Regions from separate parts of the Homo sapiens genome. Here region 1 is linked to region 2. The links are chromatin contacts, found by Hi-C or POLR2A ChIA-PET in ENCODE. All regions are on one chromosome and are shown on one strand. The core of a region is the stretch at or near the end of the contact, and the rest is flanking DNA. Distances in the headings are between cores, read along the strand shown. Region 1 overlaps KCNMA1 (potassium calcium-activated channel subfamily M alpha 1). Region 2 overlaps KCNMA1 (potassium calcium-activated channel subfamily M alpha 1).

Region 1 (5,573 bases), core at 263-2,762, 320 kb after region 2:
CTGGGTGATAAGGCAACCCGTCCTCATCACCATTTTTTCATTACCCATCCTTTGATGCATTTCAGTCCTCTCGAGAGTCCAGGCTACCCAGAGAGAACTGACAGGTCTCCTGACTGCCCTCTGTCCCCAGAACTTGCTCTCTTCTACCCCGTCCCTCCCAGCCCTAGCCCCAACACTGACTCCTCTACTCCTTCTACCCTCCCTCCATCCTGCTATTCCCAGTCTCCATAGAGGAAAAAGGGAGTGTCATGCCTAGATGAAAAGATTTGGGGTTCAAGTCACCCCATGTACCTCCCTGGTTCCAACGAACCTCCGGAATTCTAGCCACAGATCCCCCTCTTGCCCTCTCATCCTCCCCTAACACATCCCTACACATTGCAGGCCCAGGGGGGAGTCCACAAAATGGGACTCCATGCATCCATCCTTCTGTGGGGCCGCGTAGCACACCCACGGCAAGACTCCAGTCCCTGGTCCCGGCTCTGCCACTTATGAACTGTGTGCCCATAAGCAAGTCGTCTCTTGCTCTGCAGACTGGGGCTTATCACATTTGTCCCACCTGTCCCAGAGAGCTGTTATGCAAAGTAAGGGGAATCACAGATGTGAACAGGCTTCAGAATCAGAGCTCAATATAAATGTACCTCCTTATTATTAGGCACATGGCACAGTGCCAGGCAGTGTGGTATGTTCCTTGGGGCTAAAGTCCAAGAGATATTGGCAATAAAAGAAAGTGAATTATACCGGGCAGAAAACAAGGAACAAAAAGAGAAGAACAGAGATGAGGATTCACCAGCCTCCAGAGAAGAGTGAATTCACAGTGACAGTGCAATCAATAAAGGCTTCCTGCAAGAGGAAGGCTTTGTATGCAGCCTGAAGTGGCTCTCACCACGCTGATCAAAGGTGATTTCATGGCCAGGCATGGTGGCTCATGCCTGTAACACGAGCACTTTGGGAGGCCGAGGCGGACAGATCACTTGAGGTCAGGAGTTCAAGACCAGCCTGGGCAATATGGTGAAACCCCATCTCTACTAAAAATACAAAAATTAGCCAGGTATTTTTTTTACAGGTGGCACATGCCTGTAATCCCAACTACTCTGGAGGCTGAGACAGAAGAATCACTTGAACCTGGGAGGCAAAGATTGAAGTGAACCAAGATCACACCACTGTACTCCAGCCTGGGCAACAGAGCAAGACTCTGTCTCAAAAATAAATTTAAATTTAAATGTAAAAAAGGTGATTTCATGCATGCCCCTTCCCAAGACCAAGCGCTCTTTGAGGGCAGGTGACATGTCTTTATGTCTCAGCCTTCGCAGCTTCCTCCTGGCATCTAGGTGAAAGAAAGAATGAATGGAGCCTTGAACTAACCAGGAACTCAACTAAGTGGAAAAGAGGAGAGACTCCCAGATAGCAGAGGGAAGACAAGCTGGGGTCAGAGGGCGGACTCTTTGGCTTAGGAGTAGAGGAGTTCAGAAGTTCAGGCTTCTGATCACAAAGGGAGGTAAAAGGAGTTCAGAGGAGTCAGTGACATCATGAAATCAGTATTTGGGGAGCTTAATTGGGCAGCTGCATGCAGGATATGCAGCAGGGGGTGAAGGAAAGCTGGCAGAGTGGCCAGGAGGCAAGGGCAATGAGTCAGGCAGACGGTGAGAAGGGAAGCCACTGCCTCTCGGCCAAATCGCCCTCTGGGAGCACCCATCTCTGTCCCAGTGGAAGCCCCATCAAGGGCCACTCTCAGTGACTGTCCTCTTTAGGCTGGACCTTAAGTGTCCCCTAGTCCTCCTGCCTTGCACCCAGCACTGGCCTCCTGCAAGTGGTTACCTTCCCCTTGTGAATCCCTCCAGGCTCAGGGATTCCAGGGATTCCAGGGATTCCCTCCCATTCCCGTTTTAGAGGACAACGCGGATGGTAAGCACTCCCTTAAAGGAAGCACAGTGATGCAGCAGCGGGCGGGGAAACAGGGAGAGAGCTTTTACTTCTGAGCACATTTTCCCAAATTGCTATCTTTTCAACACTTTTATAAGGTAGTATGTTAATATGACAGTTAAGATGATGATAAAAAGAAGGTAGAGGAAAAAAATGTGGAAGACAGGACCAGTGCATTCAACACACAGCTCAGACATGATTGAGAAACAGATCCTGGTGCTGAAGAGCTGGGGACAGGAGCCTGGTGATGGGCAGCCTCGGTTCCAGGGCAGGCCCTGCCACCAACGCACTGTGTGACCTTAAGCAGCTGTGCTCTTCCCAGTCACTCTCTTCCACCTGTAAAATGATGTCAGAGATAGTTCCCACCCAAGAGGGTAGTTGTAAGAAGGAAATGAGTTGATCTGGTGCAGTGCTTAGTACTTGGCACAAGATAAGTGGTTAGTAACTGGTATCTGTGATGGGCACCAGGCTAGCAGTTACTGCCTCTAACATCTGGAGACGCAAACCCTAGCACTGCAGCTATCCCACAGGAGGTGTCAAATGTGAGCCTCCCACCCCATCCCCCTGAGATCCCCACATGAATGCACCTCCCCACAGCCCTAACGCTCTCACCAGGGACACACAGAACAAGCCAGTGCCTCCTCGCTTTACAGACCATCAGAAATGCAAAGGCAGTTGCTGTGCCTCCACGGAATATTCTCTCCCCTAAAATCTTCATGTTTTTCTCTCCTCTTATTTCTCTTCTATTCACCTACTGCACAAACAAGATCAGGCAGCAGTGATAGGCAAGGAAAGATGGAAATATTCTTTAAGTGGAATAGCAAAAATAGGCTTTGGAAATTAATGCCTAGAAATTTACCCTGTGGGCTCTCTGGAGACCAACCCAAATGAAATCCCATTGACAGAAAGCTGCAGCCCTCTGGGGAATGTCCCCCCATCCCATCCCCCAGGATCCTTGGTCCAGGAAACATGGAAGTTGGCTTCTGATCTCCCTGGTCTCCCAGGGATCCTGCTCGGGGCACCACCTGAAAAGTCCCTCGGCAGAAGCACTTCTCGCCATGCGTGAATGCTGTGGAAAGCATCTGAACATGAAGTTTCCAATTACTGCTGGCATTTCTGGAGTGTCCTGATGCTGGCTGCAGCTGTCCCACGGAAGGCCAGTGATGTCATCAGCAAGCCTGACAGCACTGAGTTCCAAGGCTGGCTGGGAAGAAAGGTTCCCTGCAGGCTGAGCCCCCATCACTGGAGAGGGAGGAACCTGCCATTTCCCCCGCAAAGGTGGGCACTACTCAGGTTTGCTGCTTCCCTTCCTGGGTAGAATTCCATTGCCATAACTTGGACTCACACCAGGAAAGGTTCAGAAGCTGCACCAATGTCCAGGATGATTCCATCTGACTGCTTCTGAAAACTTACTATGTGTCCAGAGTTGTTCCGGGTGGAGGCAAGCCCAGGTGAGACCTACTTTCCAAATGTTCATGTACTCACTTCGTGGCATGAAAACAAAATGGTCTTGCATTCTTCGGCTACAGAGAGACAATAAGGGAAGTAAAAAAGGGAAAGAGAGAAACGGAGAAAAAGCAAAAGAAGGAAAAGGTGGGAAGGAAATGAAAAGAGGAAAAGAGAGAGAGGGGAAGGGAAGGAAGGAGGGAGAAAAGGAGGGAAGAAGTTTTTGTCCTGTGGCTAGTTTTACCTTGAACCTCCCTACTCAAGACCTTCCCAGTTCCTCTCTCCTCCTCTCCCTTGCTCAGGGAGCTCAGGCCCTGGGGGAGCCCTGGCAGATACCGTCCTCTAGAAGAGCTGACCAAGGAGACAGAGCACGGGATGCCTGCAGAGCGATGTAACAGATTGGGCCCTGAGCCCTACAGTAGAGTTCAAGCTCAACGCAATGTTCAGATTTCCCAAGGCGGGGGATTAGATTAATTGGAATTTGCAGGCTGTGCCCAACCAAGATCCATATCTGTCACCATGTTAACCACATTCAGGCCCCTCTTAAAATCAGAACCCCGCCATCCATCACCACCCCGGTGGAGAGGCACGGCCAGAGCCTCGCAGTCCAAGACTGACCTTCTGGCTGGCAGCCTACCTTTTAGCCGCCAGCCTCCTCCATGGGCTTCCAGATAAGCGTGTGTAACTCTTGAGCAAATCCTAGCCCCTGGAGGAACTACCGGCAGTTATGAACACAGTCCCTTTGTTCATCTCAGGAGCTGATTTAATTAAACGAGAAACTATGGACCCTTCCTAAGGGAGAAACTATTTAGTATCCAGAACCAAGGAAAGTAAAGGCTAAAGGGAAATCCAGATCCTTTCAAAAACTATCTAATTGAACCTTGGGAGCAAAACCATGCAGTCAAATTACACAAGAGGATCCAAGGGGCTGCAGTGTAACCCAAGGTGACACAGCCATTAAGTGAAACACTCAGGTCTGAGCTAGGGCACCCTTTCCAATGCATTATGACACATTTAATCTGTAAAACTGTAAATTATTTTTTTTAAAAAAACTGTCTTGGGCCAGGTGCTATGGCTCACACCTATAATCCCAGCACTTTGGGAGGCCAAGGCAAGTGGACTGCTTGAGCTCAGGAGTCCAACACTAGCCTGGCCAACATGGTGAAACCCTGTCTCTACAAAAAGTACAAAAATTAGCCAGGTGTGCTCTACGCAAATAAACTAGAAAATCTAGAAGAAATGGATAAATTCCTCGACACATACACTCTCCCAAGACTAAACCAGGAAGAAGTTGAATCTCTGAATAGACCAATAACAGGAGCTGAAATTGTGGCAATAATCAATAGCTTACCAATGAAAAAGAGTCCAAGACCAGATGCATTCACAGCCGAATTCTACCAGAGGTACAAGGAGGAACTGGTACCATTCCTTCTGAAACTATTCCAATCAATAGAAAAAGAGGGAATCCTCCCTAACTCATTTTATGAGGCCAGCATCATCCTGATACCAAAGCCTGGCAGAGACACAACAAAAAGAGAGAATTTTAGACCAATATCCTTGATGAACATTGATGCAAAAATCCTCAATAAAATACTGGCAAACCGAATCCAGCAGCACATCAAAAAGCTTATCCACCATGATCAAGTCGGCTTCATCCCTGGGATGCAAGGCTGGTTCCACATATGCAAATCAATAAATGTAATCCAGCATATAAACAGAACCAAAGACAAAAACCACATGATTATCTCAATAGATGCAGAAAAGGCCTTTGACAAAATTCAACAACCCTTCATGCTAAAAACTCTCAATAAATTAGGTACTGATGGGACGTATCTCAAAATAATAAGAGCTATCTATGACAAACCCACAGCCAATATCATACTGAATGGGCAAAAACTGGAAGCATTCCCTTTGAAAACTGGCACAAGACAGGGATGCCCTCTCTCACCACTCCTATTCAACATAGTGTTGGAAGTTCTGGCCAGGGCAATTAGGCAGGAGAAGGAAATAAAGGGTATTCAATTAGAAAAAGAGGAAGTCAAATTGTCCCTGTTTGCAGATGACATGATTGTATATCTAGAAAACCCCATTGTCTCAGCCCAAAATCTCCTTAAGCTGATAAGCAAGTTCAGCAAAGTCTCAGGATACAAAATCAATGTACAAAAATCACAAGCATTCTCATACACCAACAACAGACAAACAGAGAG
Region 2 (5,516 bases), core at 522-3,021:
TGGGCACAGTGGCTCACGCCTGCAATGCCAACACTTTGGGAAGCTGAGGTGGGAGGACTGCTAGAGCACAGGAGCTTAAAACCAGTCTGGGCAACACAGTGAGACCCCCCCATCTCTACAATAATTTTTTTTAATTAGCTGGGCATGATGGTGCCCAGCTGTAGTCCCAGCTACTCGGAAAGCTAAGGCAGGAAGATTACTTGAGCCCTGGAGGCAGAGGTTGTTGTGAGCCATGATTGCACCACTGCACTCCAGTCTGGGAAACAGAGTGAGACCCTGTCTCAAAGAAAAAAAAAAAATTTGCCAGCCATGGTGGTGCATTCCTGTAATCCCAACTACTCAGGAGACTGAGACTGAAGGATCACTTGAGCCAAAGAGGTCAAGGTTACAGTGAGCTATGATCATGTCAGTACACTTCAGCCTGGGTGACAGAGTGAGACCGTGTCTCTAAAAATAATAGTAATAATAACAACAATAATAAATCCAGCCTGGATTATATTCATTCTTATACCAATGCAGCCGCAAAATATAATATTTAATATTCTTATGGAAGAATTGGCTCAACAAAGCCAACGTACCTAGAGTCCATGGAAATCACAGCACGGAGCTGGAGGCAAATGCTGGTCTTCAGGCCAACAACCATGCCCACACTGTGGCCTGTTTGCGAGCAGCACAAGCTCATTTTACTGCAGACTCTCCTCCCCATCATGCCCCTGTGATGCTCTGTATGTGGCAAGTTCGTAACAAGACCCCTGCAAAGCACGTCGCACACTGACCTCAGTTTCAAAAAGATGGAGTGGATGCCATTCAGATGCTTCTGGAAATTTCCAAATAAAAATTTCCAAAAGTTTTAATCATCTATCATTGGACAACAGGTATTACTGCCACTGGATAGAGTCCGCTTCTCTGATTATTTTATGCCGTCCCTGAAGCATTCTCAATCCCTAATCTCAGTAGCTGATTTCAAGGCAAGGTTTTGCTTGACTTTAGCGTATACTGAAAATCACAAAGCCCGAGTACAGGCCATAATGAGAGTCTTCTCTTGTGGACTCCTAGAGTTGAGGGCAGACTGAGTTTTCTGTCTATTCAACTCAAAATCTCCCCTACAGCCAAAACATGTTATAGCATCCAGCTATCTTTTCAACTCCTCAACCTTCAGCACTTACTGTGTGCAATGCTCATATTAGTCATTGATATATTGCTTAGCGATGCCTTACTTGTTCTTGTTTTGTTATCTTATTTTTCCTTTATATATGGCTGGACTTCCTGCCCCTTGTAAAAATATGTATAATTTAAATGTCTTAATGGAAAAGATCTAGCATTATACATAAGTACTCAAAATTCCCCAGTACCTAGCAAAATGCCTTATACACAGTTTGTACTCAGTGGAGAGCTATTATCTGATTGGTACCTTTAAGGCCACAGGTACACAGACAGCTCTCAGCCTCATCTCTGCTACTGTGATGAGCCTGGTGGCCAATTCCCCCATGCTCTTCTTCTCCACTTAATTTTTAGGCAGGACATAATTGTTTCCTACACACACACACACACACACACACACACACACACACACACAGAGTCTTTCTCTCCCTCTCTCTCTTTTCTCCCAAATTCTATGAACAAAGACATATGCATCAAAAAGTCCCAAGGGCATTGTTGCTTTGAGAGTTCTATTTTTAAGCCACAAATGACTCATCACCAACCAGGGTCTCCCCAAAGCTACATGTGTCAGGCTGTCAGGTCAAAAGACAAGGGGTAAAAGACAAGGAAGAGTTCACATCTCCTCCAGCCCATGAACCCCATGATAAAGCTGTAAAAGCTGCCACCACTCCACACACCACACCACACCCCTACCACAGTTGTGTTAGGCACAAGCACTGCCCTTGTGTTTGGATTAAACTGTTCTGAGCTATAACATTTCGCTCCAGCTGGCTCCTATCCTGATCTCTCAGCAGTCTCTGAATGCATGTCAGCCTGTGACTATAGGGAAAGGCCCAGTGCCATGTGACAGGGAGGAGATGCAGCCCTCTTGCGGTATAAACTCAGGCTTGTTGTAGAGGACAGAAGTAACTAGTGGGCTAGTGGGTCTGAAAGGGAATGCATTTCTTCATTTGCCCTGAAACAATTATTCTTTTAAAAAGAATAAGAGAGGGCTGAGAGAGTGCCAGGTTGTCCAAAGCATTCTTTTTAAGTTTTGGAGAGTGGCGAGAAGGGAAGAAATAATTCATCCTAATTTTGGAAGGCAAAGTAGATAGGGATGTATAGACATAGTTATCAGATAGTGTTTCCACAGGGGAAACAAGTGAGCAATTGGGCAAAATGTCCTCAAAAGTTATGCATAACAAATTCCAAACAGGCCAAAACAATGTGTTCAGCTCTTCAATGCGTTCAGCCCTGTGTTACCCTTCCACAGTGGAGCTGAACTCTTAACTCTTACCCATCCCCAACTCCATGCTGAAACAGTACAAAAAAGAGAGGGAGACAGTGGGGAGGGAGAGAGAGAGATTAGTAGGAGGGTCATAAAATCAAGGAATTCAAGGCCTCTCACCAGTGAGGATGAAATAAACTAATCCCACGCAGCCACCTGGCTGGATTTGATCTTTTCCACCTGGGATTATCTTTGTTCTTTCCCATGGCCCTAAAGTTTCCCCCATGATAAGGGCCTAGAAGTCCAGAATTGGCATAAAAAGACAATATATACTTTGCTATTCAATGAGTAGGTTATCATGTCTTTGTTCATTTCTGTATTTAGTAGAAAGAACCCAGGAGATCAAGTAGAAAAGGACTGGGAGAGAAAAGTTCTATCTTCCAGCTCCAGCTCTGCCCCTGGCTGGTCGGATGACCTTGAGGAGGTCCCTCATCCTCATTCCTCAGGAAAGGATGCTGAGGCTCAGAGAACAGTGGCACCAGTTGGGATCCAATGCCTCTTTGACTCTAATACTATATTCTACAGTTGTCTTTTGTGGCAGACCTGAAAGGTTCAGCTCAGTCCTCCTGTCCTTTCCTAGCATAGTCCCTGATTTCCCCAATGAAAGCCAAAGATAAGCAGTTCCCTTAATGCTTCTAGATGCCATTGCCTACGATGCCTAGGTACCACTTGTGCAATGACAAATAAGCAAGGAAGACAAGATTTCCTCACCAATGTGGAAGGGAGAAGGAGGAAGGGTGCTAATGCTCTGAACTTTGACGTAAATGAAACCAATCTGTTTGACAACCAAAGAACAGATCCTGTCCCCAAAATCTACCTATATGGAGACAAGGACATATAAAGAAGTTGACTCTGTTCCTTGGCATACTCTCCACCTGTCTTCTCTACCAGGCTTTCACTCGATTCCTGAACAAATGGCAATATGGAAGGTCAGATGAGCTAGGAAGGCTGAGTTAGAGTTACTCTCATATCAGAGCACCAAGTGTTGCTATTAAAGGGTACATTCTGAAGGGAGACAAGACTTCCCATTGGAGTTATTTACAGCCTCTTTGCCCTGAAGGCATCTTCTCTTCCACCATCCCTGAGTGGGCTCGGCTCCTCTACCATCTGACATTCCATTCTTTCAACAGCTGCTGGCTCTCCTGTTGTGTTCCCTTCACAGATGTGCAGTGCCGTTCTGAACATCCTGCCCTTGAACTTTCCCTACCCATAATTTTCCAAACCAAAGCCTGGCAATAAAAATGTCAGTGAGGGATGGAGAAAACTGGGGGGAGTATTTTAAAAGGAAAAAAAAAAACAGGGAGGTGCTTTGCACACAGTGATTTGTGTTGACTTCTTCAACAAAGGTTAAATGCATGCCGTGACTTCTCAAAAAAGGGCATGAAGGCAGACAGCTGGAGCTAATTTTCCAGAACACTACCTAGAAAGGCTGTATTTCATAAAGGAACTGGTTACAGAGTAGGCTGGTGAGCTTCCTTTTCCATGTCACAGGCTGCCCATCTCATCATGCTGCAGGATGGGGTACACTAAAGGGGATAGTGAAAGCTGGTATACACAGTCCTTTACAGTTTAAAATGCGCTGTCATGAATGGGATGGGATCTGTGCTGTCCTCACAGCTCTCCCAGGTGCCTGTCTTGGGGCTGAGCACAGGAGAGGCAGTGGGTCTACACCTGTGCCTAGTCAGTTTGAACAAGGCTGGAGAAGGAAGCCAGATACTTTATGACATTTCAAAGACCTCCATCCTATGTGGCTCCATTCTTTGGGGCCAAATTTTCCTGAAGTCCATTAGTTTGATAATACCAACTCTCTGGGCATATAAACATTGCATAACATAATGCAAAACTATAACAAATCAACTAATTCTGTAACTCTCTAAAAGAGATAAAAGAATGTATCTCATGGGGAAACAGCATTTCTCATATCTATTTCAGTATGCCAAATCACAAGGACAGATTAGGTAAGGATAGGAAGGCCAAAGAGTCTTTCTACTTGGAAAGACACCCCTAGGTGGTGGAAGCTAATGAGGAACAATCAGCTCTCCTTGTTTTTTGTTCATTTGATCCTATCTCATTGCAAAATGCTGCCACTCCACTGAGATAACAGAGAAGCTGGTCTCATCAAGCCATTATTAGGAAGAACTGAATCAAGGCCCAAACAGACATCAGACAGCACCTGACCCAGGGCAGTGTCTTACATGGAAGGCCTGTGATAGGAGCCTCCTACGTACCCACAACTGCACACTTGGTTCTCAGGGTGAGAAATGGAGAAAGGGAGAACAAAAGAGAAAACAAGACCAGTGCATTGGCAGGATGAGGTGATGCAACTTCCCATTCTTGCAACATCTCATTAAACCCCATCAGTTACTTACACAATCTGGAAATTTACTTCTTGACACTTAGAAGAGAGATGGCTTTAGAATGAGCCATGCTGGAATCTAATCCTGGCTCTACTGCTTACTAGCTACATAGCTTGGGCTATGCCTGCAGCTTCAGCCTCCTCATCTGTAAGTGGGAATAGTAATACCTATCCTAAGAAGTTGTTAGGGGAATTCAATGAGGTTGCATGTGCTATTTTTGGTAAAGTGCCTAGCTCTGTAGCTCACAGACAGTACATAATCAGTGAATGTTAGTTCCCTCCAACGACTTGCCCTCTCTTCCCTTTTGAAACAGAATTTCTAGGCCAAGGGATGAGAGACCAGGCTATGTGAAGACAGGGGAGGGAGAAACTACTGGGCAACTAAACCAGTTCTGCTAAAGCTCTGGACATCCCCAATACATCAATGGTGCCAGTTTTATTTTCAGAGACTATGAAAACAATCTGGTCAATTTCTATCGCAATCTTAAAGATAGTTTTCCTTAACCATAAGCAATTTTACTGCCTGGAAAATATTCAGCATTATCACATTTGAAGATGTTACAAACTAATAAATGAATACAAAATGAATAAATGGGTGAGTGGATGCAAAAGTAACATTTTAAAAGACTGGGGAGAGGCCATTTTCCAATCGTAACCCCACTGTTGCCTTGGCAATTGTGCCCTTGGATGAGATGCTCTACAAAATTTGTGCTGCCATTTCCTGCTCCTTCC

The links. Hi-C counts contacts between places; a loop is a spot of excess contacts on that map. ChIA-PET counts read pairs that join two places held with the same protein, here RNA polymerase II (POLR2A). Pooled maps may share reads with other maps.
Region 1: a loop to region 2 is called in a map of sigmoid colon, with 2.9 times the contacts of the local background. The contact joins two enhancer-like sites. A Hi-C loop is called at or near these places in 1 of 168 maps with a recorded cell type or tissue (sigmoid colon) and 3 of 50 pooled maps. POLR2A ChIA-PET finds 5 or more read pairs at or near these places in 2 of 52 experiments (GM12878 and WTC11).

The regions. Positions count from the first base shown.
Region 1 is chr10:77,563,384-77,568,956 of GRCh38, forward strand. The region is part of intron 1 of KCNMA1 (potassium calcium-activated channel subfamily M alpha 1); the gene reads right to left. Among named protein-coding and RNA genes, the nearest start is that of KCNMA1, 72 kb to the right of the region's middle. RefSeq lists enhancers at 885-1,741, 1,742-2,596 and a silencer at 1,708-2,002. Within about 2 kb of position 1,513, at least 4 of the 41 ENCODE cell types and tissues checked have a DNase peak (open chromatin) inside an H3K27ac peak, as active enhancers do.
Region 2 is chr10:77,241,365-77,246,880 of GRCh38, forward strand. All of the region lies in intron 3 of KCNMA1 (potassium calcium-activated channel subfamily M alpha 1), which reads right to left. Among named protein-coding and RNA genes, the nearest start is that of KCNMA1-AS2, 100 kb to the left of the region's middle. Within about 2 kb of position 1,772, at least 9 of the 41 ENCODE cell types and tissues checked have a DNase peak (open chromatin) inside an H3K27ac peak, as active enhancers do.